7 separate regions of the Homo sapiens genome follow, and all the other regions are linked to region 1. The links are chromatin contacts, found by Hi-C or POLR2A ChIA-PET in ENCODE. All regions are on one chromosome and are shown on one strand. Each heading gives the region's core, a stretch centred on a gene start or an enhancer-like site at or near the end of the contact. The rest is flanking DNA. Distances are from core to core; before and after follow the strand shown.

Evidence for each region. Hi-C counts contacts between places; a loop is a spot of excess contacts on that map. ChIA-PET counts read pairs that join two places held with the same protein, here RNA polymerase II (POLR2A). Pooled maps may share reads with other maps.
Region 2: a loop to region 1 is called in a map with no recorded cell type, with 3 times the contacts of the local background. The contact joins the enhancer-like site here to the promoter of SLC39A10 in region 1. A Hi-C loop is called at or near these places in 1 of 168 maps with a recorded cell type or tissue (CD8-positive, alpha-beta T cell), 2 of 37 single-sample maps with no recorded cell type and 2 of 50 pooled maps.
Region 3: a map of CD8-positive, alpha-beta T cell shows a loop between it and region 1 (9-fold over the local background). The contact joins the promoter of SGO2 here to the promoter of SLC39A10 in region 1. A Hi-C loop is called at or near these places in 2 of 168 maps with a recorded cell type or tissue (CD8-positive, alpha-beta T cell and naive thymus-derived CD4-positive, alpha-beta T cell) and 8 of 50 pooled maps. POLR2A ChIA-PET finds 5 or more read pairs at or near these places in 1 of 52 experiments (Caco-2).
Region 4: a map of B cell shows a loop between it and region 1 (28-fold over the local background). The contact joins the promoter of GLS here to the promoter of SLC39A10 in region 1. A Hi-C loop is called at or near these places in 4 of 168 maps with a recorded cell type or tissue (B cell, CD8-positive, alpha-beta T cell and naive thymus-derived CD4-positive, alpha-beta T cell), 3 of 37 single-sample maps with no recorded cell type and 11 of 50 pooled maps.
Region 5: a loop to region 1 is called in a map of CD4-positive, alpha-beta T cell, with 4 times the contacts of the local background. The contact joins the promoter of STAT1 here to the promoter of SLC39A10 in region 1. A Hi-C loop is called at or near these places in 3 of 168 maps with a recorded cell type or tissue (CD4-positive, alpha-beta T cell, gastrocnemius medialis and naive thymus-derived CD4-positive, alpha-beta T cell) and 17 of 50 pooled maps.
Region 6: a map of CD4-positive, alpha-beta memory T cell shows a loop between it and region 1 (8-fold over the local background). The contact joins the promoter of STAT4 here to the promoter of SLC39A10 in region 1. A Hi-C loop is called at or near these places in 2 of 168 maps with a recorded cell type or tissue (CD4-positive, alpha-beta memory T cell and naive thymus-derived CD4-positive, alpha-beta T cell) and 7 of 50 pooled maps.
Region 7: a map of B cell shows a loop between it and region 1 (4-fold over the local background). The contact joins the enhancer-like site here to the promoter of SLC39A10 in region 1. A Hi-C loop is called at or near these places in 2 of 168 maps with a recorded cell type or tissue (B cell and CD8-positive, alpha-beta T cell) and 5 of 50 pooled maps. POLR2A ChIA-PET finds 5 or more read pairs at or near these places in 1 of 52 experiments (activated naive CD4-positive, alpha-beta T cell).

What each region holds. Positions count from the first base shown.
Region 1 is chr2:195,655,208-195,659,119 of GRCh38, forward strand. It overlaps SLC39A10 (solute carrier family 39 member 10), which reads left to right and starts at 2,019. Exons shown (of 10, transcript NM_020342.3): 1 at 2,019-2,074. RefSeq lists silencers at 2,288-2,337, 2,368-2,487, 2,688-2,787.
Region 2 is chr2:190,676,664-190,680,575 of GRCh38, forward strand. All of the region lies in intron 6 of NAB1 (NGFI-A binding protein 1), which reads left to right. Among named protein-coding and RNA genes, the nearest start is that of NAB1, 30 kb to the left of the region's middle. RefSeq lists an enhancer at 2,075-2,124. Within about 2 kb of position 1,973, at least 4 of the 41 ENCODE cell types and tissues checked have a DNase peak (open chromatin) inside an H3K27ac peak, as active enhancers do; they include CD8-positive, alpha-beta T cell, where a contact is called at or near this core.
Region 3 is chr2:200,524,506-200,528,417 of GRCh38, forward strand. SGO2 (shugoshin 2) reads left to right here and starts at 1,702. Exons shown (of 9, transcript NM_152524.6): 1 at 1,702-1,747. RefSeq lists a silencer at 1,571-1,620.
Region 4 is chr2:190,878,749-190,882,660 of GRCh38, forward strand. It overlaps GLS (glutaminase), which reads left to right and starts at 2,073. Exons shown (of 18, transcript NM_014905.5): 1 at 2,073-2,722. The coding sequence starts at 2,337. LOC124906110 (a long non-coding RNA gene) reads right to left here and starts at 3,240. Exons shown (of 2, transcript XR_007087791.1): 1 at 3,165-3,240; 2 at 1-2,820. RefSeq lists enhancers at 1,461-1,600, 2,997-3,912, 3,361-3,550 and silencers at 1,871-2,130, 2,471-2,530, 2,581-2,670, 2,731-3,040.
Region 5 is chr2:191,012,067-191,015,978 of GRCh38, forward strand. It overlaps STAT1 (signal transducer and activator of transcription 1), which reads right to left and starts at 2,105. Exons shown (of 25, transcript NM_007315.4): 1 at 1,952-2,105; 2 at 1,459-1,612. RefSeq lists enhancers at 187-246, 287-346, 1,458-1,777, 2,388-2,587, 2,618-2,697 and 1 more and silencers at 1,868-2,067, 2,098-2,337.
Region 6 is chr2:191,148,897-191,152,808 of GRCh38, forward strand. STAT4 (signal transducer and activator of transcription 4) reads right to left here and starts at 2,098. Exons shown (of 24, transcript NM_003151.4): 1 at 2,051-2,098. RefSeq lists a silencer at 1,738-1,787 and enhancers at 2,258-2,307, 2,438-2,517.
Region 7 is chr2:191,609,696-191,613,607 of GRCh38, forward strand. No RefSeq gene overlaps it. Among named protein-coding and RNA genes, the nearest start is that of NABP1, 66 kb to the right of the region's middle. Within about 2 kb of position 2,081, at least 3 of the 41 ENCODE cell types and tissues checked have a DNase peak (open chromatin) inside an H3K27ac peak, as active enhancers do; they include B cell, where a contact is called at or near this core.

The DNA of each region.
Region 1 (3,912 bases), core at 769-3,268:
GACTGGCACAGGGGTGAGAAGCATGGGGGGATACCACTCAGAGTTGCAGCTGTTAACCAACTTGCATTGAAGTATTTCAGTATTTGATTAGTTGGTTCAGCCGTACTTGTGTGTACCAGCTGAACATTAGCCTTGTATATCCATAACTAAAAAAGCAGTGTAGGTGCCCTAAAATGTAAGGACTGCAAGCGCTATATCTTATTGATATTTGAAAGAAAGGTTATGTATGTTTTAAGGGTGTTGATAATAATGTGTTCAATAAAATAAGTATGAGCCATAAAATATCAAGCTAATTTGGAAGCTTCTTATGCTTTGCACACAAAGGATGTACTATCATGATTTTATGAACTCTAAGGACTTTAGTTCTAGGATGAACCTTAGAATATATTTAAAACGATCCCCTTAATTTATCAATGAATCTGAGGACCACAGCTATTGTCTCACATTTAGTGGCAATGGTGAGACTTGAAACTAGGACTCAGGCTTAATCTCTTTTCTCCACACCTCAGGACTTCTCCCTTTGTAAGCAGGAGTGAGGTCCATGCTCTGGCTTTCCAAACAAGGAAAAGGGCATATGAGTAGTTCAGTGTTCTGAACTACGTATGGCAATCAGTAGGCATTTATCAAGCACCATTTTCGTTGTTTTGGATGTTTTTTGTAGAGATACAAAACAAAAAATAACCTTCTTTCATGAAGGTATAATATGCAGGTTAGCGGGACTACCTAGCCGTCCATACTGAATGGGTTTGGAAATCCCAACTCTTTTCTCTACCTGCTCTGTGATACCAGGCAAGTTAAAGTCTTGTGTGCCTCAGTTTCCTACCTCACCGTGTTATGGTGATTAAATTAATATATATGTGGAGTACTTGACACACAGTCAAGCCTGCGATTACTGCTGTTCATGGTTTTATTTTCTCTACTAGACACCAGTAAGGCACCCCCAGAACTCGCTGTGTTAAGTAGATTCTGGTTGGATATAGAAACACAGGCACCCCAGGCGGAATGCAGATACGCCTCAACATGTGGATTAAGTAAGAGCCAGGAAGCAGAGTAATGAAGCAAAAATAAGACGTCCAGAGTCACCTTTTAAGAAAATGTGGGTTGGTGGTTGCTTAAGAGGGGAGGAGACAATTTAGATGGGATGTATGGCGTGAGCAAAGGGCAAGAATGAGCACGGTGTAGGCACAAGTCCATGGAACTGCTTGGCTGGATCGGGATTTTTTTGTCATAGAGTGTTAAGAAATAGTCGATCAGTTGAGGAGTAGAGGAGTGAAGACCTTGGAAAGTTGCCAAAAGCCTCGAGAATTTCTCTACATGTGTGACATGTTCTCAGGACTCAACTTTTTCTTTTAGGTTTGGAAGACCCGCAGTAAGTGTGCTTTAGAATTAAATGGGTGGGAAGGGGAGCTAGGCAAAACACCTCGCACTTAGCACTAAATAAAGTTCGCTGTTGCCCTAAGAGACTGAAAAGGTTACTTTAACAAAGGGGGCGGGGTTAACTTAACGTAGATGTTTAACTCGTATACAGATGAACATTCCAGTTGATCACTCTGAAGCTTTTTGGCTAAAGCGTTTGGGTTTAGAGCTTCCATTACTCATTCGCCTTGCCCAAGGCCTCAGCAACCGACGTTCGAAAGCCAGGAGAAAAGGCGAATGATAAAGGGCGCTCCACGCATGCGTTAAGAAGCCGCCCCAACTCCCCCGCGGCGTTCTTTCTTGGAACAAAACTAGCGCGGAGCCACGGAACTCCGCAGTTTGCGTAGACTTGAATTTCCTATTCCTCGGACGATCCATGTGGAATCCGTGAGTAGTGCGACTCCTTTACGCAACTGGCGTTATCCGAAGTGAATAGCTAGGTGGCGCGTGTACGCCCATAGCGTAGCACCCATAGGCGGACGGGGTGCGGCTGCGCAGGGAGCTGAGTGGACCTTGTACGCCGCAAGCGTAGCAGGGTGTCAGACGCGCCGGTTTCTGCGACGCAGTTAGCGCAGTCTGCTTTGGTGAATACACGATTTGGTGCAGCCGGGGTTTGGTACCGAGCGGAGAGGAGATGCACACGGCACTCGAGTGTGAGGTAACTATAAAACCCCGATTTGTTTACATTCCCTCCCCCAGAACCGGCCCCGTGCGCGGCGGAGACTGCGAGTCCCGGGACGGCGTGGGGGTAGAAAGGGAGAACAGAACCGGGGAGTCGGGGCTGGTTCCCTCGGGGATGCGGGCGCTGGGGTTCCCGCAGCTGCTGCAGTCGGCGGCGGCCAGCCGAAGCAGAGCGCGTGGTGGGCAGAGTGTTGGGCGCCGCGGCTCCTCGTGTGCGGTCTGGGCTGCTGCGGGCCGCGGGATCGGGAGCCGGCGGCATCCACTTCGCGTGCGGAGCCTCGCGCCCCCCTCACCTTCCTGTGGAGGTTGGCGGAGCCTCGCGGGCCGCGCCCGGGGTGGGGGAGTGACCGCTGGGCGGGTGGCGGCGGTTAGGGGGCTGCGCGCCGGCCGCGGATGGCGTCGCAGGCGCGGGCGGGCGAGGCTTTGGGGATCTGTAGGCAGGTCTTCGGGGGCTTGGCGACCAGCGCCCCGGTTTTTTCTTCTCCAGTCCTTCTCTCTGGTCTGTAATGGGGCGAGGGGACCCCGGGATGGAGCCTCGGCACCGCTGTTCCGGACCGAGGCTAACGGACGGCGGCGCCTCTGCTCCTACTAGTTTTCTCCCGGACCAACCGAAAAGCCGAGGCGGAGCGCGGGGGTGTGAAGATCTCGGCCTGCTGGGGGTCCCTGGAGCTGAGGGTGAGGGTGGGGCCGGGTCGGTGGGACAGGCCGGGTGGGCCGGAGGTGGCGCGGCCGCACGGCTTTGTTCCGGAAAGCCCTTAGGTGGAGAGCGATGTGGGGCGCGGCAGGGGGATCGCGTAGAGGAACCTTCGCGCACCGCCTCTCCGGGTCTGGGAATCTGCTGAACTCCTTGCCTCTCCTGGGGTCCCTCGAACGCCCCAGCTAAGAAGGGCGGGGGCCTTGCCAGGGCGCGAGCAACATGACGTTCAAGGTCTTCCTGTGGCTTCTGTAAAGAAATGTTCACGTGGGAGCCTGTCCACATGGGCTGTACTAAGGATCTGGCACGAGGAAGAAATATCACTGCAGAACCTGAAGCCCTCCGTTGGAAGGGTCGTTCACTCGAGTACCTATTCTAAGTAACAGTGACACAAAACACATGTTAGAAAAAAACAAAAAGTATGGTAGGTTATACTGTTTTTTAAAAGAAACTTTTATTTATGCCTTTTGCTGTTAAGTCCTCTAATTTTACATTGGAACTGAGTCATTCTTGGAGCAAAACTAGAATAGGTTTGTATTTGTTTTCTTTTTGGATGTGTATCTAAATTGTACATAATTAAGAAAAAGCAAGTAATGGAAAAGCTGGAGATGTAGAACTTAGTTCCTTCTAACTTAGTATGCAATTGAAAGCCTCAAGTCAAGACTCCTGTGTATTGTTTTGTATTAGGACTCTATTGTACAAATATTTGAGTACCTTAATATGAGTCAGTTACTTTTTCTAGATCTTGGATCCATGCCAGACAACGCACATTCTGCAGACACTGGTTACTCCAGTGGCTCCTTACTGGAAACATATAATATCAGTGATAAGTGCTGTGAAGAAAATAAAACAATGATGTGCTGGTATGGATTTTTAACTTTTTTATGTGATGAACCACAGAATGATGGTTTTAAATGTATGAAATACATAGAATTGCAACAGAAACCAGTTATGAAATAATGAAGATATTAAATATGACATCTATATTTTAGTAAAGCATTAGTGAGGACTGTAAATGATCTTTAAAGAATTTGGCTTAAATTTAATCTAAAATTGCTATCAGGTATTTCACATCGCTGTAATTTTTGCCTGCATTCGTAACTGAAGAGATAAGTAAATGT
Region 2 (3,912 bases), core at 723-3,222, 5.0 Mb before region 1:
CAGAGCACAACCTTGTCTCAAACAAAGGAAAAAAAGTTTTTAAGTAACGTACAAATAAACTTAAGCTTAGCCCATTTTATAGTGTAACAGATTTCTAATTACAAGGCCCAAACTAATGAGACAAGTTTTTCTCTTTTTTCAAATCTTTAAGTGTTCTAAAATCCTTTATAACAATAAGCATATGTGCCACATTGCTGGCTTTTTCCATCTTAAAAACATAATTTTTACAGGGAACAAAAAGAAATGTAATGTTGAGCAGATAAAATAAAATAACATCAAAATAATTTGACATGTAAAGGAAAGAGAAACATTTTTTTGCTTGTCATTATTAATGCATTAGGGTACACTAATACAAGTAGTGCTGTGTTCAAGCTCAGTAAGATCTTTCGTTCCTAAATACTGTGTTTTCCTGATCTATACATGAAGGCTTGGGTGGAATGAAGTTATAATTCATTGACTTGTCTGATTTTTCTACCTGGAAAGCTCTTATTTATGTAGTAGGTTGTTCCCCCTTAAAGGATAGTTACTTATTTGATTTAAAAAAAAAATAGCAGTATACACATTGCATAGAAGTAATCAAGATAATCTGTTGTCCTTAAATAGTGTTCCTCCTTACAGGGTATGTTAAACATTAAAAAACAGATTTTGAACTTTAATTCCTAGAATATATGAGATGGACATGGAGAAAAAGATCGCCTGCTAGCTTAGGTGTGCCTTAAGGAACCTACCATTTGGAATGAAATCTCTAGGGAAACGTTTCTTCAGCTAGTTAGTAAGTGAGGTTGGAATCCTTCTGCTTAGACGGAATGAATAACATGTCCACTGGAACACAGCCCTCTGTGAGTCCACTTTCAGCTGAAATGAAAATAGATTTTGTTTATTCTTACTTATCTTTTGAATTAGATCTAATTAAATCTTCTCATTCTGGGGCAATTGTAAAAATCGCTACTTTGTATTGCTTTTATTTTGTGTCAGTCCCTACTAGACATTTGGAATTCATTATCACAAACATTCTTGTCTAACCTATGTGGAGGCTTTATGATTTCCATTTTACAGCCAAGGAGAGACCCAGACAGGCTCAGTATCTTCACCTGTGTTGCCAAACTGCTATCCAGTAGCAGAGCCGGGGCTTCCTATCTATGTCTGATTCCTGAATGTCAAAGCAGTACCACCTTCCTAGGTGCTAATGATTATTCACAAAGCATCTTACCTGTGAAAAAAACACTATTGGGGTTATACCTTTCCTCCTAGTACCGTGTGAAGGGCGAAATGTGTGCAGGACTGGTAGTCTTTGAAAAGGGTGGATGGTGGCAGTTATTATTTTCTAATCCAAGAAATGTTATGTAGTAAACAGTTACAAGTTTTGAGTAGAAAATTTAACAATGTAAATTACAAAATATTTAAATATAAGAAATTTTCATTTGATATGCTGATTGTTTATGAGTAAAAACCTTGTGTTGGGAAGATACACAGAGTAAATCAGAAAAATTAGTTTGATTTCCTTATGTCCTACCTATGAAAGAACATATTTAAGGTGGCTTGACAGCTCATTCAAGGGGATGAAAAATCAAGAGCCAAAGTCCCTGGCTCTCTTGTCTTCTCCTAAATTTTTTTAAATGTTAGTTAAAAGTGAATTCAATTGGTAACCTTTCTTTTTCATTAAGAACACATTCAGTTCCATGAACAAATTTGTTATTAACTCCAATGTTATAAGTAACATCTTAGAAGGGAGGAAGGATATATAAAGCTACAGTCTCAGACCTGGTGATGGCAGCTGACTAACTGGACTGAGTGCTATTTCTCATTTGAGTTTTCTTCATTCGCTGAAATTGCTGGAGACTGGGCAGAGATGGGAAATGACAGCATTCTTGACCCTGTGGGAGTCAGAGGTGCAAAGCATTCAGAGATAAGTGGATGAAAGAAATGAGGTTTGTTAATAGAGCCCAGGAAGTCAGAGAACTGGGGCTTGAAGAAGAAAGACCTAAAGGAAACATCTGCTAGCAGTTCCAGCAAGGTGGGGGTGGGAGAGCAAGGAAGGGGGAGGAAAGAGGTTCAGAATATCCACCTACGCTGCTACTAAGCTTGTTGAAAAGAAAGCTGGTCTAATTTGACGTAGACTCTTCCCCTCTGGATCAGAAAAAACAGAAGCATTACAATATGCTATTCATACAGAAAGTGTGATTAGAAAAAAGGAAAATGCACATGTGGGGTTGAGAACATCTGCTGTAACAAGTCATCTAGAGACAGCTAAGCAGTGGCTTTAAAGCAGCTTGCTAGTGTTCGGCAGAAAGGATGAGGAGGCATGGGGATGGAGACCAATGGGATGAGAGTAATTAGGTCATGCACCAGCCTCCGTCCCATAGCTTTTATTTTCTCAGTGATCAGACCCAGAGTCTCGTCAGCAAGGAAACACTGTGATTAATGGCATCAGCCAAAAATATGACATGGAGATAGATTGCTCATAGTATGGTGCAGCTAGCTGGTGCCTGGGAAACAAGCTTACGAGACATAACGAAATTGTGCACCACACATAATGTGAAAGAGACCAGTTTCTTGGGAATGTTCTTACTTTTATTTCTAAGTCATATATTTTGGGGACCTTAAATCTACTTTATGTGACATGCAGTGATAGCTACTCGATTTTGTAGTTTTTCCATCCACAGTGAACTGTCAAGACTGTAGGAGTAAATAATGACTAATGTGCTCAGTTGCAGAGAGATCACTGATTACTTTGGATAATTGTTATTTATTACTTATTTTAGGCTTTTATTTATCTTTATTAATGGTGGAATAGTGTCCATTTTCTAGCAACTTTCACATGTAGAGTTTGAGGTTCCCCCATCCAGCTTTTTCAGTATTCTCATGGTTGAATAATCCTGACTTTAGTGCCACCAGGTATTTGTATGGCAATGTGTACTTTTCCAAGGTTCACTTATTTGCGTTACTTTATTTAATCCCCACAAACTTCCAGTGGGCAGATACACAGGTGGTGTAATCCTAATTTAAAAATTTGGATCACTGGAAATAATGAGGTTTACTTTTTTGCCTGAGATCACACAGCTGGTTCCTAATGTGAAATGCCTAGATCATACCTTTCTCCTGCAAGTTCTTCCAGAAACAGTATTGAGGCATTGGGGCTCATGGGGATTCTGATTGGTGCACTCCACTCAGATTCTGCTGATGAACTGATAACCCTCTAATCTGGGTCTCCAGCCTTGATTTTACCCCAAGCTCCAAACTCACTGCCCCTGCTTACCTGGCTTATCTACACACGGAGGTCTCACTAGCAAATGAGCTCAACCGAATTCATCAGTGTTCTGGCCCCTCCCAGACCTCGTGATCTTGAGTTCCTTATTCTAGAGAATGTCATAACCAAACTCTCAGTTGCCTTATTTCTGCGGCACCTGCCACTGTCCAGGGCTGGGCCTTCACCAGCAGCCCTCTAACCAGTGTCCCTGTCACCACCCTGAACTCCCCTCCTCCGCGTACATTCTCCCCATCACATTCACATGTGATGGGCTTTCTGAAATGCAAATCCGATCAGTCTCTTCCCTGAGACTTTCAATGGCTTCTCTTTGTATTTAAGATAAGATCTAAAATTCTTAACATAGCTTACAAGGGCTTACAGAATCTGGCCCTGTGTTTCCACCTTCCCTCACCACTCCCTCTTTTTCAGTGTATATTGAATATTTTCCGGCTTCCCAGAGTGTGCCCTGTTCTTTTTGCCTCCAGGCATCTGTACCAGCTGCTTTCTTTTGGAACTCTCAGCCTAGACACCCTGGCCTCTGGGATGCCTGCTCTGCCACAGCGCCCTCTGCTGTGCTCTGGGTCTCCGTCCATTTCCCTCCCTGGACTGTGTTGTCAGGAGCGCCTGAGGCATGGCCATCTTGTTTGACGTTGTATTCCCATATT
Region 3 (3,912 bases), core at 452-2,951, 4.9 Mb after region 1:
CGCCCAGGCTGGAGTGCGGTGGCGCGATCTCGGCTCACTGCAAGCTCCGCCTCCCGGGTTCACGCCATTCTCCTGCCTCAGCCTCCGGAGTAGCTGGGACTACAGGCGCCCGCCACCACGCCCGGCTAATTTTTTGTATTTTTAGCAGAGACGGGGTTTCACTGTGTTAGCCAGGATGGTCTCGCTCTCCTGACCTCGTGATCCGCCCGCCTCGGCCTTCCAAAGTGCTGGCATTACAGGCGTGAGCCACCGCGCCCGGCTAGCACTTTTTTTTTTAAAGAGGTCTTGGTATTCATGTCTTGATAAATGTTTTAGCATCTCTTCTACCTCTGATTTTCCTGTCTCCCTTTTCTATTTGTTTTGGTTTTGAAGCTGTAACTACAAAATGTGTCCATTGGGAAGAGAGCAATATTAATGTATTTGAACAAAAGGGCCCATTGATTGAAACCATCATAAAAATATATGGGATGCTGTTTAACTCCATTTTACAAATAAGGAAACAGAAGCCCAGAGAGATTAAGTAGTTTGGCCAAGATTAAATAACCATTAAATGGCACAGTCACTACAAGGTTCATTTAAAAAAACATATAACATACATTGAGCATTTAATGTGTCAGGCTGGGTAAACAAGATATAGTGCTAGTTAACTCCTAGGTAAGCATAAATTTCTATAACCAGTATATTACTTTGTAAACCACTGTCTTCTGGAATTTTAGCAGCTGGACAATCAGTAAATACTTTTCTACTTACACAAGATTCATGTAACCAGATCTGTTTGGAGACTGATCGTGATTTATATTAGACTAAAAGATCTTAACTCAAAAGCATGTTTTGCATCATTTGTCTAGATTCTTTAAAGTAAAAATGGAAAGCTGTAATTCTCAAATGTCTTCGAATGAACAAAAAATTGACAAGAATATGAAGCTGACTGCATTACTGTATCATCAATTATTGGAACCTTGATTTAACAAGCTATTTTCATTTTCAGTCCAATGGCATACAAAGAGGAAATTTTATTCTTTGTAGTTTCTCCAAATTCTTTGTAAAAATTATGAAAGTAATTTGCGAAAAATAAGCGAATTGACATGGAATATAAGGTGAATAATACATTTTTAAAATGTAGTTGTGTATAATGGAAAACGTCATTCTTGTATATTCAGCTAAAACAGACCATTAGTGCAAGACCTAAATATTAATGAGATCCGGGGTTTGCAACGAAATGTCATTGCTGCTTTTCCCCCAGAAAGTTAAAAGAAAAACGGGGAGAGCTTTTAAGTGAAAACTAAATGTGCTGGCGTCACACTTGGAAATGCAAGGATGCAGAAGAAATGGTAAGATGTGGGTGGGTAGTATCCCAGTAAACAACATAAACCTTCTAACAGACTTGAGGTGGCTGTCAAGCCTTTCAGACATGTGATTGATAATGAATGTCAGAGGAGAGTTTCCTTTTCCATCAACGCTTCAGGAGACAGCGGACCGCCACCAACACAGGGCGGAAGAGCACCCCTGTCACGCAGACTGTGCCGCCCCCGGCTCGCCTGGGCACGCCCCTTCCTGCCCTAGCAGCGGCGTCCCGCCCTTTCCGCCTTTCACTTCCTAGTAACCGCCCTCCCTTGCTCCATCTTCGCAGGACCCGATTGGCTGATGGGGCAACCGCCAACGGCTGTGGCGTTTAAACCCAAGCCGCAGCCGCTGCTGCTCGCCGAGCTCCCGGAGCTGGGTGGGGGTGCCCCACGCTGAAAGAGAGGTAAGTTAGTGGCCTGCGGCAGTTGACGTGACCGCCCTCTCCCTGTCGGGATCGGTGTCGTTCTTGAGTCGGTTCTCTAGGCGCTGTCCGCCTCGGTCTCCGGCTCGTCTTCCGCCCTCTGTCCTCCGGGATCCGGGACGGCGGCCCCTCTCCGGCTACGAGGGGTTCGTTGACGGAGTCCTGTTTTGGCTTTGAGTCGCTGCCTCTTGTTTCTGAGATTTGAGCGTCCGGCAGGGCGAGCGGGGAGAGCCACCAGTTAGGTCAGCTACTTAAGGGAAGATATTTCTGTCTCTGGGACTGCTCTACTCCCTTGAACAGTTTCTAGGGCATTGTGAGCGCTCAGTACGTGTCTGCGGAATGAATGTTAGGGACTGCGTGCCAAAGTTCTCGAAGGAGCCCTCTCGTTTGGAGAGGCTGGCTGAAGGCGAAGGGGTGATGGAAGACTAGGGAGAACTTGGAACTTAGAACTTGAGCTGCTTGATGTACAGGTAGGATTTCAGTAGAGAATAGGGACAATGATTTTTTAGATGAGGTATCCAATTCAGGAGAATTGGATGTGGAACTGAGTATTTCGTATTTAGAGATAGTCGAGATGCTGGCCGGACAAGTGTCACAGAGTGCTGGTATTGAGTGCTGATAGTTTACCAGGTCCCGTACTAGACACTGTACATACATTGGCTCATTTAGTCCCTACAAGGAGATGCCCTTATTTTTTATGGTTTTATAAATCTGGAAATTGAGACGAAGAGGTGTTGAGATCACATAGCTATGAAACGTTGGAACTGGAGCTCCAACACAGTTGTAATCACTATCATAATGTCTCAGTGTCTATATGGTAAATCACCCTGGAACAGTACCCCAAATGCCTGGTTCTGGCTCCTAAAGTTTCCCTTGGTGAGGTCATTGATGTAGGGGGTTGCAGGGCAGTGTCAAGGAACACTCCCAGATTTCTGGCATGAGGATTTGAATAGGCGATTGACAGTGTCGTTTATTAAATTAAGGAATTGTGTCAGAACCAGCTTATTGGGGAGGGCAGTCCAGCTGTGGTTTCCTAATTAGTAAAGTGAGATTTGATATTCCAGACTGGATTTTTTGGGAGATGAACTAGATTTCTATGTTAGGATCCCTTTCAGGTGTGTGAGATGCAACAGTTTGTGGGGAGTTTCTGTGTTCTACTGTCTTTGAGATAGATAGTGATCTTTGATTTTAAAGTTTCTTCCTGGCAAAACGTTTAAAAGAACTGTTGAGCCTTAATCTTGAAAGGTTTCTGGTTCAACTTATTCCCCATTGCAGAAATTTCTTCTAAAACCATCTTTCCGTTATTTGCTTGACACCTCCCAACATCTGCTTAACACTTTCAAAGGAGACCCATTCCAAGAGTGGGCGGTTTTTCTATTGGAAAGTTCTTCCATTCATTCATAGTCACTTCTTCCACAAATGTTTATCCAGCAGCTGCTATGTGGCAGGCACATTTCTGTACTAAGGTACAGAAGCAAACAAATTTGACAAAAGTTTATGCCCTCATTGAACTTACAATTTAGTAGGAGAAAACAGATAATAAGTTAACTATTTAATTTTATCTTAGACATTGATAAGTTAACGGAGAAAAATAAAACAGAAGGGGAGAATGGGGGTAAGTGTGCAGTTTTTAAGTAGTTTGGACTGGGAAGGCTCACTAAGAAAGTGACATTTTGGCAAATGCTCGAAGGAAGTGAGCAAGCCCTGTGGTCATTTGAAGGAAGAGTTGATACAAAGGGAAGAAGGAATAAAAGTTTCTGCTTTAGAGCATGTCAAGGTAGGCAGTGTGGCCAGAGATTATTGAGCAAGAGAAAGATTAATGAAAAGGATTAGAAAGGTTCACTGATGATTAATTGGGGAAGAGAAGTGTCAAATTGTATAGTACTTTCTAGGCCATTTTAAAGATTGAGTGAGATGGAAAGCTACTGGAGAGTTTTTTTTAACATGGGAGTAACATGAATTTACTTAAGCTTTAAAAGGATCATTGTGGTTGCTAGGTTAAGAATAGATAGTCGGGGAGAAAATGGAAGCAGGGACACCATTCACGTAGCTATAGCAAATAATGTACATGGGAGAGAATGGCAACTTGAATCAAAGTGGTAGCAGTAGAAATAGTGGTAAGTAGCCCAGGTGGATATATTGTGAAA
Region 4 (3,912 bases), core at 823-3,322, 4.8 Mb before region 1:
AAGCAGAAAGTCTGGAAACTACCAGAAAATAAAACTCTAGAAACTAGAAACTCTAGAAAATAATCTGTTACTAGGTTAGCTTTCTTATTTGTTAAGTGAACTATAAAGCCTTTAAACCTTTAAATATCTAAAACAATTTTCATAAGAAACTCAGAGAAATTAAGGGAGAAACTGAGAGGAAAACAGTAACTGGATTGTCAGTTGCTTTGTGTTGTTGAGAAAAAAGAGGCAGTTAAAATTGATAACTAATTGCAGCTAATATATTGGACAATATTAAAGTCTGCAAGTCATTAACAAGTCAGGGTTAGGCAGGGGTAATATTTGTTACCTTTCCTCTGAAACTTGATGTCTCTATTCCTGAATATATCATTACTTTGATTCATCAACATTTTTGGACAAGTAACATTAGTAATAAAAGCTATCTAAGTACTTTCCCATTGTCCTGCTTTTTTTTTTTTAAATAAAAAAGGTGACTATGTTTTACACATGATAGTTTTTTCCATGTTCTTCTGGTTAAAGAGCAGATAGAAAAAAAAAACTTAAAACACGGCAAGGCTGTAACATGCCAAAGGTCACATAACCTGTAGGTACAGCCAGATTTCCTAATTATTAATCTATTGAAATATTTTACAGTTCACTAGATTACTAAATCCGGTTATCAATTAATGATGCACCTGACATACACCCTTCTAGTTTCATAAAAATCACCTCATTAGGCCGGGCGTGGTGGCTCACGCCTGTAATCCCAGCAATTTGGGAGGCCCAGGGGGTGCAGATCCCTCGAAACCAGCCTGGGCAACCTGGCGAAACCCCGTCTCTACCAAAAATACAAAAAAAAAAAAAAAAAAAAGCAGGTGCTGGCTGAGGTGGGAGGATCACCGGGGCCCCTGAGTTCAAGGCTGCAGTAAGCCGTGATCGCGCCACTGCACTTCAGCCTGGGCGACAGAGTGAGACCCTTTCTCAAAACGAACACACACAACAACACAGTAACAACACACCAACCCCCAAAACATCTTATTAAACTCTGTGGATCTACTCCATTTAAACCTAATTGTTTCAGGAAATAGTCTAAAAACATTTTTTTGTCCTGGAATGTAATGTGTATGTAGCCTCAGGGAATAACTCAGTTTATCAGGTTCTTGGCTGTTTTTCCACAGGTCCAAAAGGATAAATGGATAAAGTGATGCTGAAATAACTTAGAGAACCCGTATTCCAACGCTTCTATTTTAAAACAGTGAAGCAGTTTTTAAAATAGAAAAGTATCTACAGTTTTGCTTTCAAGCAAATAGCGTTAACGGAATCATTGCTATTCAAAACTATTTTTGAAGTATCGGTGTACATTTAAAAAAAATAATTTTTAAAAAAGAAAGCTGTCGTATTCTGGATTCCGCAACCCCCCCACCCCGCCTCGCCACTCGTCGCCCTCCCTCCACCTCCACCCTCCCATGGCTTAAGTCGCATAGCTGAAAGGATTTTGCTCATTTTTTCCAAAACACTTCACGTCTGGGTAGTAGCCAATCATGGAAAGTTTCAAGCAAATGTTACATTTGGGAGAGGGATGAAGCTTGTCCGGGGCTGCTCTCGGAGGAGTCGCCAGACGCCCTGACCTGGGGGCCAGATGCGAGCTGGGATCGGCTGAGTTCCGACAGCTCGGCCAGACTCAGCCCTGCCAAACCTGCTGACCTCACTGCCCTCGGCTGCGGGGGATCTCGCCCATGAGTCTCCCCAACAGCTCGAATTCCCAGAGTGGAGGAGCCCACTGCTTCATAAATGCGAGAACCCAGAGCCCCTAGTACCCAACTAGGCTAGCCTCGGAGTTGGCACGGCGTGCAGAAAGTGGCTACTGAGCAGCCGGGCCTGGCTCACCCGCTTCACACGTCAGTTTGACTCCTCTCCCCGCCCCCCACCAATCCCCCGCCCTACTCTCCGCGCACCCAGAGCCGAGAGAAATTTGACTGCCCTAATCGCCAATCAAAAGAGAGGTCGAGGATTTGAGCCAATCGCAGCGGGCGAAAGGGGCGGGCCGTCGGCGAGCGCTGAAGGTCTCTAGCCCTCCCCTGCGCTTTAGCCTCAGTGCGGAGCCTTAGGCGGAGCGAAGAGAACCGGTCGCGGCAATCCTAGCGCGCAGCAGCAGCAGCAGCAGCAGCAGCAGCAGCAGCAGCAGCAGCAGCACCCGCATCCGCTGCGGGAGTCCGAGCCGGAACCACACCCAAGTAGCTGCCCTTTCCTCTTCTGTCATCTCACCGCCCCACCACAGACCGCGTTCCCCGAGGAAACCGGCCGCCCACGCCCGGAGCATCCTCCCCTGTTGAGCGGGCGCTGACGGACCCGGCGGCATGATGCGGCTGCGAGGCTCGGGGATGCTGCGGGACCTGCTCCTGCGGTCGCCCGCCGGCGTGAGCGCGACTCTGCGGCGGGCACAGCCCTTGGTCACCCTGTGCCGGCGTCCCCGAGGCGGGGGACGGCCGGCCGCGGGCCCGGCTGCCGCCGCGCGACTCCACCCGTGGTGGGGCGGGGGCGGCTGGCCGGCGGAGCCCCTCGCGCGGGGCCTGTCCAGCTCTCCTTCGGAGATCTTGCAGGAGCTGGGCAAGGGGAGCACGCATCCGCAGCCCGGGGTGTCGCCACCCGCTGCCCCGGCGGCGCCCGGCCCCAAGGACGGCCCCGGGGAGACGGACGCGTTTGGCAACAGCGAGGGCAAAGAGCTGGTGGCCTCAGGTGAAAAGTGAGTGTCTCCGCGAGGCGCAGGAGGCCTCGTTCCTTTCGGGGCCCGGGCTCAGGCTGTGTGGGGCCCTGCGGTGGGGCGGGATAGGAGCCGAGGGTCTAGAAAAGAGAAAGAAAGAGGTGCCGGGCGGCCTGCGCCGTCTGCGCCATGTGATTAGGCCCGGCCCCGCCCGCGCCTTCCCCGCCCGCAACCCTCCGCCAGGCACCCACTTCCCTTCTCCGCCCCCGGCGGGGGTCGCCCTGGTGGGGCCGCGGTGGGGCCTGATGGGCTCGCCTGGCGTCCCCAGCGCCAGAGAGGCCGCTCCCCTGCCCGCGCTGCGTGCTCAGCTCCCTGGCTTGCGGCTGCAGCGCCTGGCCGCCCGCCCCAGCCATTCGTGGGCGATGCTGCACGAACATCTCCACCGAGTGACATTTAGGAGTTGGGCGTTCAGCAGAGCCTTTACCTTCCTGACTTGTCGCTTTTCCTGGCTCGTTTCCGCTCTGCCTGCCCTCCCTTGGTTTCTGCCATCATCCGGTTGGAAGCCAGATGTGACAGAGAGCTCTTTATATTTCGGGAGTGGCTACCTCAGGCACGTGTAGAGCCATCTGGGGCACCGGAAACAATGTTTCAGAAGTGAGATTAGGAGGAATCCGGTCATGTGGCCGAGAAGATGGGGCACGCAGTATAGACCACCTGTTTGCATAAGGGACCAGCTTTGGCTTGTCAGGTCTTCCGTGAGATGGGGAGATTTTTAGAAATAAAAGTTAAATAGCCAAGATGAAATGTGACGTAATACACTAACTCAGTGAAAAATCTGAGTTGAGTAGGTTTTGTGACTTCATTGTGATAGGATGTTGACTCATCCTGTATGTGTACGGCACAGTAGTTTAGTCTTAAAGCAAAACTGGTTTTTCTTAAACAATATGCAAAGCAGTCTCCTATATATTTTTGTCTTGTGTAATACAAATGGACCACTTTGTTTTCCCAAAATGGGTAAAAATTTACGGATCTGCTTTCATTATACCTTACTCTTTTTCTGGCTTTGTACGCTGACACTCTAACCTGTTTTGCTTCCCTTTTATTTCTGCTGCTATTTCCAGCTCTAGAGTTCCTTAAGTCAAACTGAAAGTGAGAACATTGTTATAATTTCAATCTCACGCCTGCTTGATGTTTTCCTGTAATTGAAGTTGGGACCTTCCAGAAACTTTTCT
Region 5 (3,912 bases), core at 855-3,354, 4.6 Mb before region 1:
GCTGGTTGAGCTAGTACATATGTAGCACCTGGCACAGAAGAGGTGAATTAATAAGCTCATGTTTGGGCTGGCCAGGTGGCTCACGCCTGTAATCCCAGCACTTTCGGAGGCCAAGGTGGGCGGATTGCCTGAGCTCCGGAGTTCAAGACCAGCCTGGGCAACATGGTGAAACCTTGTCTCTACTAAAATACAAAAAAAAATTAGCAGGGCATGGTGGTGTGCACCTGTAGTCCCAACTACTCGTGAGGCTGAGGCAGGGGAATTGCTTGAACCCAGGAGGCGGAGGTTGCAGTGAGCTGAGATCGCGCCACTGTACTCCAGCCTGGGAGACAGAGAGAGACTCTGTCTCTAAAAAAAAAAAACAATGAATAAATAAGCTCATGTTCACAAATCTGGAGTCAGTCTCATCTACTCACAAAACCTGTTACCAACTCAGGGAGTGGCATGGCCATCTCCCAGTCACTGAGCTCAAATCTCAGATTTAGGGTTGATTCCTTCCACTCCATCCCAAGACCTGCTCCTTCCTGTCTCCAACATTCTACCTTCCCAGTCCAGCCTCTGCTGCCCACAGATTGGACCACATCAATCTCCTGTGCAAAAATCCTATGATCTGTCCATTCCTAGGCAGATTTCCACCCCACCCCATCTTCATCCATCAACAAAGCAACCCAGTCACCAAATCATTTACTGTTTTTCAACTGTGCCCAACATTTCTGCTTTGCTCCAGCTACTCGCCCTTGGAAACAGCCTCTCCACAAATTTTTGCGTCTCTAAATCCTATAGCATTCAAAGCTATGTACAAAAGCCCCTTCTTTCATAAAGTTGTCTGAGACTTACTCACAATTAAGCTTTCTTTGACTTGCGTCTCACTGAATTCTGTACCTCTATTAGAGCATCGGTTCCAGTTTTCCTTGTAAAGCTCTGTGATGCCTCCAGAGTCCCCGGCGGGGGAAGGTGGGTGGGGAGGGGGTAGAGTAGTGGGGTATTTTGCTTTTTAACATCTTATGGACCTTGGACAGTGCCCTGCATATACTATGTGCTCGAAACAGTTTGTTGAATTGAAATTATGTATATTTCAGACGGAATTAGAAAGTAAAAAGCAAACCATATTATGATCTCACAAGTGTGAGTCCAGCATCCTCATTAAGCAATGGTTGCACAATGGACTGTGCTGGAGGCTCAAGTCCTGTTTCTGTTCTATGAAAATAACTCCTTATCTATACAAACAACATTCAAAGCACAATCAACCACACCTCTGCATACCTACCACAGAACTCTTCAGTACCGGCCAGAAATTTTTTTAAGACTATATTATTTTGGGGTGGGGGGTCTGCAAAAACTAAACATCACTTTTAAACTCTAGGAAGACATTAAGCCCTTCCATCTTTGAACATAGAAACATAATTAAGATTCCGAAGTCATGTACTCATTCATCTGATTCCATGAACATTTACTGACCTGCCACCTTGTGCCCCAACAAGGGCCTGGGGATTCAACCAAAGGAGCAGCTACGCACAGCACGTTAGGTGCCAAGACTGTCGAGGTTATATACACAGAGTGCGAACGTTAACCTAGACAGCTCTCGAGGATGGCATACAGCAAATGAAACTTTCTGCGAAAAGAAGAAAACGTGACTGATGGAAAGGGGTGGAAACGGGAGAAAGTGACGGTAAATGGGAAGGTGCAGTGCCTTCTAGAGGAAAATTATATTTCACAAGTCCTCTTCACTGCCAGAGCACGACTGGCAAGGACAATCGTGCTGAGCAGTGCCATCTCCGAGAACAGGTGGCACTGCTCGCACTTGGAATACTCAGGACGCGTTCTTCCTCTGGGATCACTATTCGCGGGTCAGCACAGACGGCCCGTCCTCGCCCGGCGTCCAACTGCACGGCCCGAGGACTCTGTCCCTGCGCGTCCCACCCCCGGCACCCGGAACCTCACGGCCACTCACTCTGCGCGCAGGATCCGGAAGGGCTAGGCGGGGGCGCGGCGGTGCAGCCTCTCCCGAGCGCGCTGGGTCGCCTCTGCTCGGTCTGGGGTCTGCCAGGCGCGATCCCCCCGGTGCAGCCGAGCCCCTCCGCAGACTCTGCGCAGGAAAGCGAAACTACCCGGCAGGAGAAAAGGCAGCGCTGGCGCCCGGCCCCCTTCCGCCCCCACCAATCACCGGGCGGCTCCGCGCTCAGCCAATTAGACGCGGCTGTTCCGTGGGCGCCACCGCCTCCCTCTGCGGGCCGCTGCTCCGCCCACGCGCTGGGGTATTTCCGCCGGCTTCCGGCGGGGGCCGCCGGCTGGGTGAGCTGCAGCCCAGTCCCGTGTTGCCACGCTGGGAACTGGCGTTCTGTTTACATATCTTAGAGAACGATCAGAAGGACGTGCTGTGTTTGCAGAAGCCCAAACTTGGAGGTCTCTGTAGTAGTTTCATCGCCGAGAATCCAGGCAGAGGACAGATTTGGCGACGTCGTCATTCTAGAAGCTCCCTTTAGCAACTGACCTCCGTGTTGCTAAACCCAGGGAACGCTTTTCTGTTTTTCTCACTTTACTTGACAGCTCGGAAGCATGGGGCAGAGTTGACGCCTTTGTTCTTGAAACACGTTTCTTCCTTGGTCATGATGATAACACATCCTTCTTGCTTTTTCCTGCCTCTGGCATTCTTTCTACATTGCCTCCACCTCCACTATCAAACCATTATATGTTAAGGTTGTCAGGGTCCAGACATTCGTCAGCTTCTTTACCTGGGCTTCTCCTAAACGCTGTGCTGTGATGACCTCACCCACAGCTTCAGTTTCCTTCTAGATGGAGGAGTCTTAAATGCTTATCCCGTCCACACCTCTCCTCTGGGCTTCACACCTACAACTCCCACTTGCCTCTCCACTTGTATGTGCAGTGAGCTCTACAAACTATGTTCAGAACCAAACATCTTTCTCCTCAAACCTGCTCTTTTTCTAGAAATGGCACATGACAGATACCTAGGATTCATAGTTGACATTGCCTTCTCCCTCACCTCGCAACACCTGATCCTCAAATCTTAATTGATTCTTCCTCCTAAATATTTCCCAAGTCTCATTTACTCTGCTCCATCTCTTCTGCTGCCTCCTTCTGCAGTAGATTCCCGAATGGCTGCCTCACTTCAGCCCTTATCTACCTTTTAATCCATTCTCCATACAAGAGTTTGAGTGTTTTTTTTTTTAATTGAAAAGCAGATCATGTCATTTGCCAACCTGAAAATCCTTCCATGGCTTTTCTTTGCTCTTATAAAATTCAGTTTCTTAATACATACTATAAAGCCCTGGTTGCCCGATCTCTTTGTCCAACCCCATAATGTGCCACTCTGCTTTGCTTACTTCAGCATTTAGTTCTTCAAATAAACCACACTCTCCAAACTCAGGGACTTCTCACCCTGAGTTTGGAAAACCCCTTGAGCCAACATCTGCTTCACCCAACTCTTCGCTGGCTAACTCATCTTTTAGATCTTAGTTTAAAAATCTCAGCTTAAATGTCACTTCTCCAGGTAGGCATTGCTGAAGCCAGACAAACTAAATCTTTTTGGACTATATGCTCATAAAATCAATTAGTTCCTTCAAGTAGACGGGATTTGAGTCAAGCCTTGAATAATTAGGCACTTTGGGGTAGGAGAAGGATCTGAATAATTTCCCATGGATATGCCTATATGTGTGTGTATGAGTTTTTTTTCTTTGCACATCTATTTGTTCTTCTTGTCACAAATGCACCCTCACAAAGCAAGTTAGCAGTGAAATTAGACTTCTCTGCCAAGAGATGCCACGGCACCAAAAGTGTCCCTTCTGCTCTTACTCACCCAAGAACCAAGACAATGTTTTACTGTTCTCTGAAAAAAGCTGTATTAATCCATTTTTAACGCTGCTAATAAAGACCTGAGACTGGGCAATTTACAAA
Region 6 (3,912 bases), core at 848-3,347, 4.5 Mb before region 1:
TGTCTCTGAGAAACATCTGATAGTGGTTAAACCCTCAAGTTACTTAAGGAGTAAGAAACCACACTTGATACCTATTTGGCAGCCTGTCATAAAAGAAAAGTACGCATTTCCCCCTTGTAACCCCACTCTGGCCAATTTAGAAGCTGTAGACATATTTCCTAACTCAGGAAAATTAGTATGACGCTGCCTCCTTGAAATTACAGCATTTTATGTTTTCCAAAGTCAAATTTTTGGTTGTTTTCTCAGCAATTCTAAGTCAAGTAAAAACACCAAACCCCCTTTTACATGATTAATCACCATAACATTTCAACATATCTCATAGATAGGCTAAGGTTTCCTTTTGCCTATAGAACACCAGGGTAATTTCATATATTTCATATACATATTCTTTGGGTTTTAAGTAGAATCATTTTGAGCACCTTTTCCCTGAGCTCCTGGTAAATGACTTAAAATTTATAAAAAAACGTGTTGCCAATGTTTTGCTAAAGAGAAAGCAAGTGGGAAAAGAAGTAATGTTTTATTTGCATATCATTTTATATTTATGAAAACCTTTACACTTTACAATTCTAGGCATATTGTAAATGCTCAATCAATGCTTGTTAAATGAAGAATGAGTGGCACTCCTGACATTGCTATGAATATGGTAGGTGGATATAAGTAGTATGTCAACTTTAAAAAGGAAAAACTTGAAGATCAAATAGGCGAAATGACGCCTGCCTAATGTGTGAGGCTTCTAAGGGACAACCTGAGGTTTCCTGAGTCTGAACCATTTGTTTTTCCAGATATCGGATGTATATATATTCCATCGGATGTGTATATATTCCACACAAAATTGGAACATTTGTTCTCATGCTACTATCAACATTGTCCTATCTATCAATTTATTTTAGTTAATGACAACAGAGAACATGAGTTGAAAATAGCATTACAGTTTTTCATCATACTATTGTTAAACCCCCGCTATGATTTGGATGAAAAATCTATTTTCTAACTAAAACTTACAGGTAGATGGGAGGAATAAGTTCTAGTGCTGTAACACTAGGATGAATATGGTTAACAATAACTTAGTGTATATTTTCAAAAAGCTAAGAGGATTTTGAATGTTCACAACACAAAGTAATGATAAATGTTTGAGGTGATGGATATGCTGAATATCCTTTGATCATAACACATTGTTCATATTTATTGAAATATCACTGTATATTCCATAAATATTTACAATTGTGTGTCAAATGAAAATAAAAGGAAAATTAAAAAAAATAAAAATAAACACCGAAAAAAATCACTACTAAGATCTGAGTCTTTCGGAGAGCTGAATTCAAAGCTGAAAAAAGGAAGAAGAAGGAATACATAGTCCTAGGACATTTTCTATTGCAGCCTCTGGGAACGCCTTTAGACATCCTTCAGCAGGTTTCTTTGCTTTCACTCTCTAGGGGCTACTTCTTTCTCATGAAAACTGTGACGTTGCTTCTGAAAACTCAGTGCCTGTCTGTCCTTTTTGCGTGCATTTCCTAGAAGATCCCACTAAAGGGGCATTTTGTCCCACCGTCTGTGAGCTGGTGGTGCCGCTTTGGCTCTGTGGCCTGTAGCTTGCAAAAGGAGATGACCTGCCCTAAAATGTCACTCGCGCCCATCAAAGCCACAGTCACCGGCTGCCGTAGCTGCAAGCTTTTTTCTGAAATCCAGGTACGCTAATCTAAAGTCAGACATCACAGCTCTAGAGAAGCTGGCTAAGAAAGTGAAGAGGGGCTCACTTTCAGCCTCCGCGAGGACACACCTCCGCAGCCGCCGCAGCTCCCCTGGCCCCCGCAGGGAGATTCGCCCGGGCACCGTGGCGCGGGCCTGCGGAGCGGTTTCCGCGGAGAACCCGTGCCAGGGCGCATCTGTGGGTCGTGGAGTCGGGCGCTTCCTTCTATAATAAGCCTCCTCAGGAAGGTTAAAATGAAGCAATTGTCAAAACGCCAAGGGAAAGCAAAGCTTCAGAGTATCCTGCATAATAAGCATGTCCTCCTTACAAGAGGCAGCCAGAAGGTGTGGTCTGGCCACTTACCTAGCGCTCTCTCAGCACAGGTCCCAGGCAGTGCTCAAGTCCAAAGTCAGAAGCGCCCCTCACAGTCCCTAGGAGAAAGCCGCTGACGCCATCATCAGTAGGGGATTTGCATTTCTCCTCCCACTTGAGGCTTTCCTGTGCGTCAGTGTTCGAGTCTCTGGGACTTTACTTGGGTCAGTTCCCACCCACTCTATTCTAGAAATGCTAACACGCAGAAACTGCCAGGCTGGAGCCCCTTCACCGGGCGTCCTCTTCCCTCTTATCCCTCCCAGCGGCTCTCGCAACTGCAGGTGGCTCAGCAGTGCCAGGAAAAAGGGGAGGGGCGGGGCATACATTTTCTTCAGTGGTTTCCTTAGACAATCTGAGATCCTCTGCAGAGTTACTTACCTGGAGCCCAGTTCTTCAGCTTCCTCTCTCCCTAGTATAAGGCTCCACTCAGCCTGGTGAACCACCCCTGGGATGGAAGGGATGGGTAGCCAGGATCAAAACACCAAACTCATAGACCTTACTGGGCTCCAATTCCAGCGGGGTCCGCTCACTCCGACGAGGGTGACCTGACCCAGAGGGTTGGGCCAAGTCCTGGGTAGGCCACCAGTGCTTGCCCTTCCTGACCTAGCCTCCTCCTACTCTCCTTGAGTAGCCTTGCCCCTGGTTGCTACGGTGCGTTCTTCTCCCTTTGTGACATCAGCCTGTTCTAGAATCACAGAGTTGGAGGAAGTCTTGGTCCCATCTAATGCTAAATCCTCTTTCATATCTGAAGAGACCCAGTGAGGTGACCAAGAGGACTCAATAAGTTAGCCACGGAGCCCGATAATAGCCCAGGTGTTTCCCTTCCCACTTCAGTGGTCTTTTCATTTCATCTCCTTGTAGTTAGCTCTTAACCCCTTGATTCACAGTAGGGGTTCAATAAAATAAAGAGAAGTCCAGGCGTGTGGCTCACACCTGTAATCCTAGCACTTTGGGAGGCTGAAGTGGAAGGACTCCTTGAGCCCAGGAGTTTGAGACCAGCCCAGGCAACACAGTAAAATCCCACCGTATATTAAAAAATCAATAAAAATGTTTAAGAAAGTAAAAATAGTAAAACAAAGACAAAAATAAAGACAGACAGACAGACTGAAAGAAAGGTAGAAAGTGTCACTCAATTTGGTTATACACATGCTTAGAGCAATATACCAAGGTGAAAGGCCTGCCTCCCTCTTCCCTGACGGGTTTCACACAGGTACACCCTCTGGATTCTTCTCTCCCAGGTGACATTATCATGTGCTTAAACTTACCACCCACCCCCAAATAGGTCAATCAATCCAAAGTCACACTTTCCATATCACTGTAAATTTCCTGGTTAGGTAGGCCTGGTCCCCACTGCTTGTTGAGCAGGCAGTTTCCAGGAGCTTATGCTGCTCTGACCCTACATAAGAAAGTGCCAATTTCAGGCTATTCCATAAGCTACTAAGCAAAGTCTGATTTTCTTCTGGAGAAGCTGTCACTGCCTATAGGAAAAAAATCCAAATTCTTGGCAGTTTAAGTTCTGTACAGTTTGGTCCCAACCTATCCAGGAAACTTTTCTCCCCTATAAGAGCCCATGATGTGACCCAAGCAGTCACCTCAGCTGCCCAGATTAACCTCATATTTCACTACCGAGGCTTTCTTCAACTGGATATTCCTCCCTGAGCCTACCTACTTAGTGAAATCCTATAGTTCTCAGTGAAGACTTCCCGATGACCTGAACCCACAGCAATGTTTCCCTGCTCCAAATTCTTCATACTTCCTGTCCAAACCAGCGCTCTCCAAGAGAAATAAAATGTAAGCCACATATGTAATTGTAAATTTTCTCATAGCCATATTAAAAAGGAAAAAAGCACAGG
Region 7 (3,912 bases), core at 831-3,330, 4.0 Mb before region 1:
TAACACTGGTATCCTTTATTGTGCTAGGTTAAAAAATGGTATAAACATCTTTATACCACTTTTTGGTATAAATATAATTTTTGTTAGATTAAATAATTCTTATTTGGAATAATATTTGGAATAATTGATTAAAATTGAGAATACTAACTTCTGAATGGAAGGATGTGGGACTTGCTAACATATTAGTAGTAAGTCAGAAGGAAATGCTTATTGGGATGAGTCAATAAAGAATATAGGCACAAATTATCTTGTGCTGGGATCCTCCAATGACATATGCTGCTCATGCAAATGTTTGGCCATTGTCCTCTAAGGAAGTTACACTGAAGGGGTCCAGCTCTATACTGTCCCTTGAGAGTCAGTTTGGTGTTCTGTATGGGTCAGATGGCCCTGTGGGCCTGGCCTGCTCACTGGCCTCCGAGAGTGCTCTGTCTCTGGTCCAGCATGCCCCAGTAACTTCACAGCTTGAACACTTTCCAGAGAACTCAAGATAGTAGTTCTCTTGCTCACCTGAGATTTGTATAGATTTTTATCTATTTGTTAGAAATAATTAAAAGGGGCTTAGATGTTGGTATTCAACAATAATGTCCAGGCAGTTCTCCAAGCCTATTTATTTTTCTCAGTCTTTTTTAGGAATTGGAAGACCAGTGGATCCTTGATTGGATGTTGAACTTTGTGGCCCTGCTAATCTTGATCTAGAGGTACAGGGCTGCAGCTGTAGATCTTGATACCTATTTCTCATCCCAGGTCTCTAGGTCTCAAACATGATTTCTTGACAGTGATATTAGCAGAAGCATTTAACCTGTGGCCACAGGGGCATTAACAGCAGAGTCAGTTTGTGCAGTGGATCTGATTTCCTAAATTAGGGAATTGTTCCTTGGTAGGGCGTAGGCTGGCTAGGGACAAAGCAGTTATGGGGAGTGGAACAACAGGGGTGTATATTAGTAGCTTTTGAGCAGAGAACAAAAAAATGGGCCTACATTTCAAAAGAAGCCTAGTAAGAAAGAATCTGCTCATAATAAAGTTGGTCAAGTAGAGGCTCACGAGAAAAGGCTATACCATCTCTTCAGAGACAGTGGGAGTATAGGTTGACCTATAAGTGAGAGGATCTGTAGCATCTGTTCCCAGGAAGTGGGGACAAGGATTGAGGACTGCCAGTGAAAATTAGACCTTGTAAAAGTGAAAATTAGACCTTGTAAAACAGACAAAATGCAATTCCTACTTGCATCTCTTCCATGATTGCTGCATAAATGAGCAACTTGTGCAATCACTTTAACTGAAATGACTAATTATTTAACATATATCTTTGGCTAAATCCCATTCAGAGAACACAGAGAAATAATGGCTTATTTTTTATTACAAATTTTAAAATGTTTAAATTTTCAACCAATGGTTTTAGTATTATCTTAGATACTGCCTTAGAGTCTGCTTTTATAGCACTTCTCTTCCAAAAAACTTCCAGTATAATGCCAAGAACATTTATCCTTCATAATTCAAACTTGGAGTTATGCCAAAGCCTGTTATAAATTTTATTTTGATACTTGATTCTGAATATGTAACGTAGACCAACATATCCTTATTCATTTTCAACAAATGCCAAACTTTCAAAGCAGCGTTATACAGGTGACTTCTTTAACAAGACTTTAGGGTCCTCAGGCTATCTCAGGTGCACAAAATGGAAACTCCCTGAGGGCAGGGCCAAGCCTGTAGTGTTCAGTGGCTTCTCCTCAAGCTTAATAAGCCCTATACTGGCTCAATGGATAATACATGCTAATGGATTTCTTCTTATAGCTATATTTACTGAAAAAAAAAAGGTTAAGGGGAAGTAGAATAATACATTTTATTGGATGAAGGAACTTGAATGAAGTTCCCATTTAGTGAAATATGTGCTTAGCACATAAACTAAGTATATAGCTGTTTAAAAAGAGACAAAAGCCAAAAAGTCTGTAGCATGTTTTCTCTTTTCAGTATTCCCCAGTCTACAGTTTATTATTCCATTTTCTTAATGGTTTTTCTCTGCCCTCTATAATTACCCTGAAGGACCATCACTAAAGGGCGAATCTGGTACTTCTGCTTTCAGAAGTAGCCCTTGTTACCTCATGGAGATGAAATTCTCTGGCTTTCAGTTCCCATTTGGTAATAGCCCCATGCACATCCACTCTGACAGGCGATTGGTTGCTTTTGGCAGCAGAGTGAAGTGTGTGCACAGGGATGGCGGATGGAGGAAACTCTGCAGAAGAATTCAGGAGTGAGGACAGCCTGGACTGGTTGGGAAGGGGCAGCTAAGAGAACAGGTGCCATGGATGCTGTTCAACAAGAATGGCAACTCGAAGAGCTGTGGATAACCCACAGGGAGGCTGACTGGCATGTCCACCTTCCCTATTTTCTGAGGTAGCCATTGCCCTCCCATATATTCTTGGAATCCTTATCCACATTGCTTGCCCAACAAACATTCAGTAAAGACAAATGGGAAAACTTGAGAATAATCCAGAATAGCTTGGTACATGGAGAAAAGCAGTCATAGTATACAGCAATTACTCAGAGAGCTAAGAGTCTGAGGTCTTCAATTTTATTTCTGGATAACAATTTACTTTAATGTAGAAATATACTTGGCATCTTTACTTTAATCAGTCCCCTGTGAAGTGGGCATAATTTCATTAATGTATGCCATACAGATGCTATTGTGAGGATTAATTAATGCTTTTAAAATGTGGACTTCAAATTAAAATTATTTCACCTTGAACCAAATAAAAGACCCTTAAAATTAACAGACACGTATATCTATACATGTTAACTACTAAGGAATTTCCTTTCTTTTTTCTCTGTTAGAACTGAAAAACCCCAAACAATAGGATGTGTTTAACTCCACCATGTAACTGTAGTTACTAATGGCAGAAACAATGCTCACATAAGTGCTGGAAGACTTAGCAATTCCTTGAAGAATCTGATTCATAAGGGAAAAGTGCTCTTCAGCTATTTTAAGCACTTAGGTGCATGTTCTCTGAGTGAGTCTACTGTCATAGCAACTGATTTACCGCAGAAAAGCAGGGAAATGTCTTAAGTCAGAGGTGCTTTTCCTTACCCTTTATTTGGGAATCTTTTCCTTGACTTTTAGAATTAAACTTTGTGACTCAGACAACTATCATGAAAAATTTCATTCAATGAATAACAATTCTGTGGCAGTTAAAAAATTTCTAAAGTGCCAGGTTTAATAGATGTTCAGATGTTACGGTTTAGCACCTAAGGTCCTGAAAGCATGCCAGAATACCAGATAGTGTGACATTCATGTGACAGTGAATGAGAAAATGAACCTGTGGGTTTGTATAAATATATACAGAAAATTCAGATTGAGAGAATCCAGACCAGTCTGAAATTTAAGGTTCATCTGGATTACCCTAGTTTTTTTTTTTTTGAGACGGAGTCTCGCTCTGTCCCCCAGGCTGGAGTGCAATGGTGCTATCTCAGCTCACTGCAACCTCCACCTCCCGGGTTCAGGCAATTCTCCTGCCTCAGCCTCCTGAGTAGCTGGGATGACGGGCACCCGCCACCACACCTGGCTAATTTTTTGTATTTTTAGTAGAGACGGGGTTTCACCGTGTTATCTAGGATGGGATCACCCTAATTTTAATCACCTTATGGTTAATTTGATCCCACACAGAATTACAAACTACATATTCCAAAAAAGTCAATCAAATAACCAATAGCCTGAAAAAAGGTATCCCACATTTAGAAACTGTCTGAGGGGAAAAAAATTAATCCTTTGGGGTAGATGTTTTAGTGGCTCCCCATCAATAAACAATGAAACAATTGGTGAGGCAGGAGATACTGTGTAATGACTTTTGTGTGATGATAAATTTCTAAAAGGGGTTTCATTTCCTCTATAACACTTGAATTTATTTTATACACAAAGGTTTT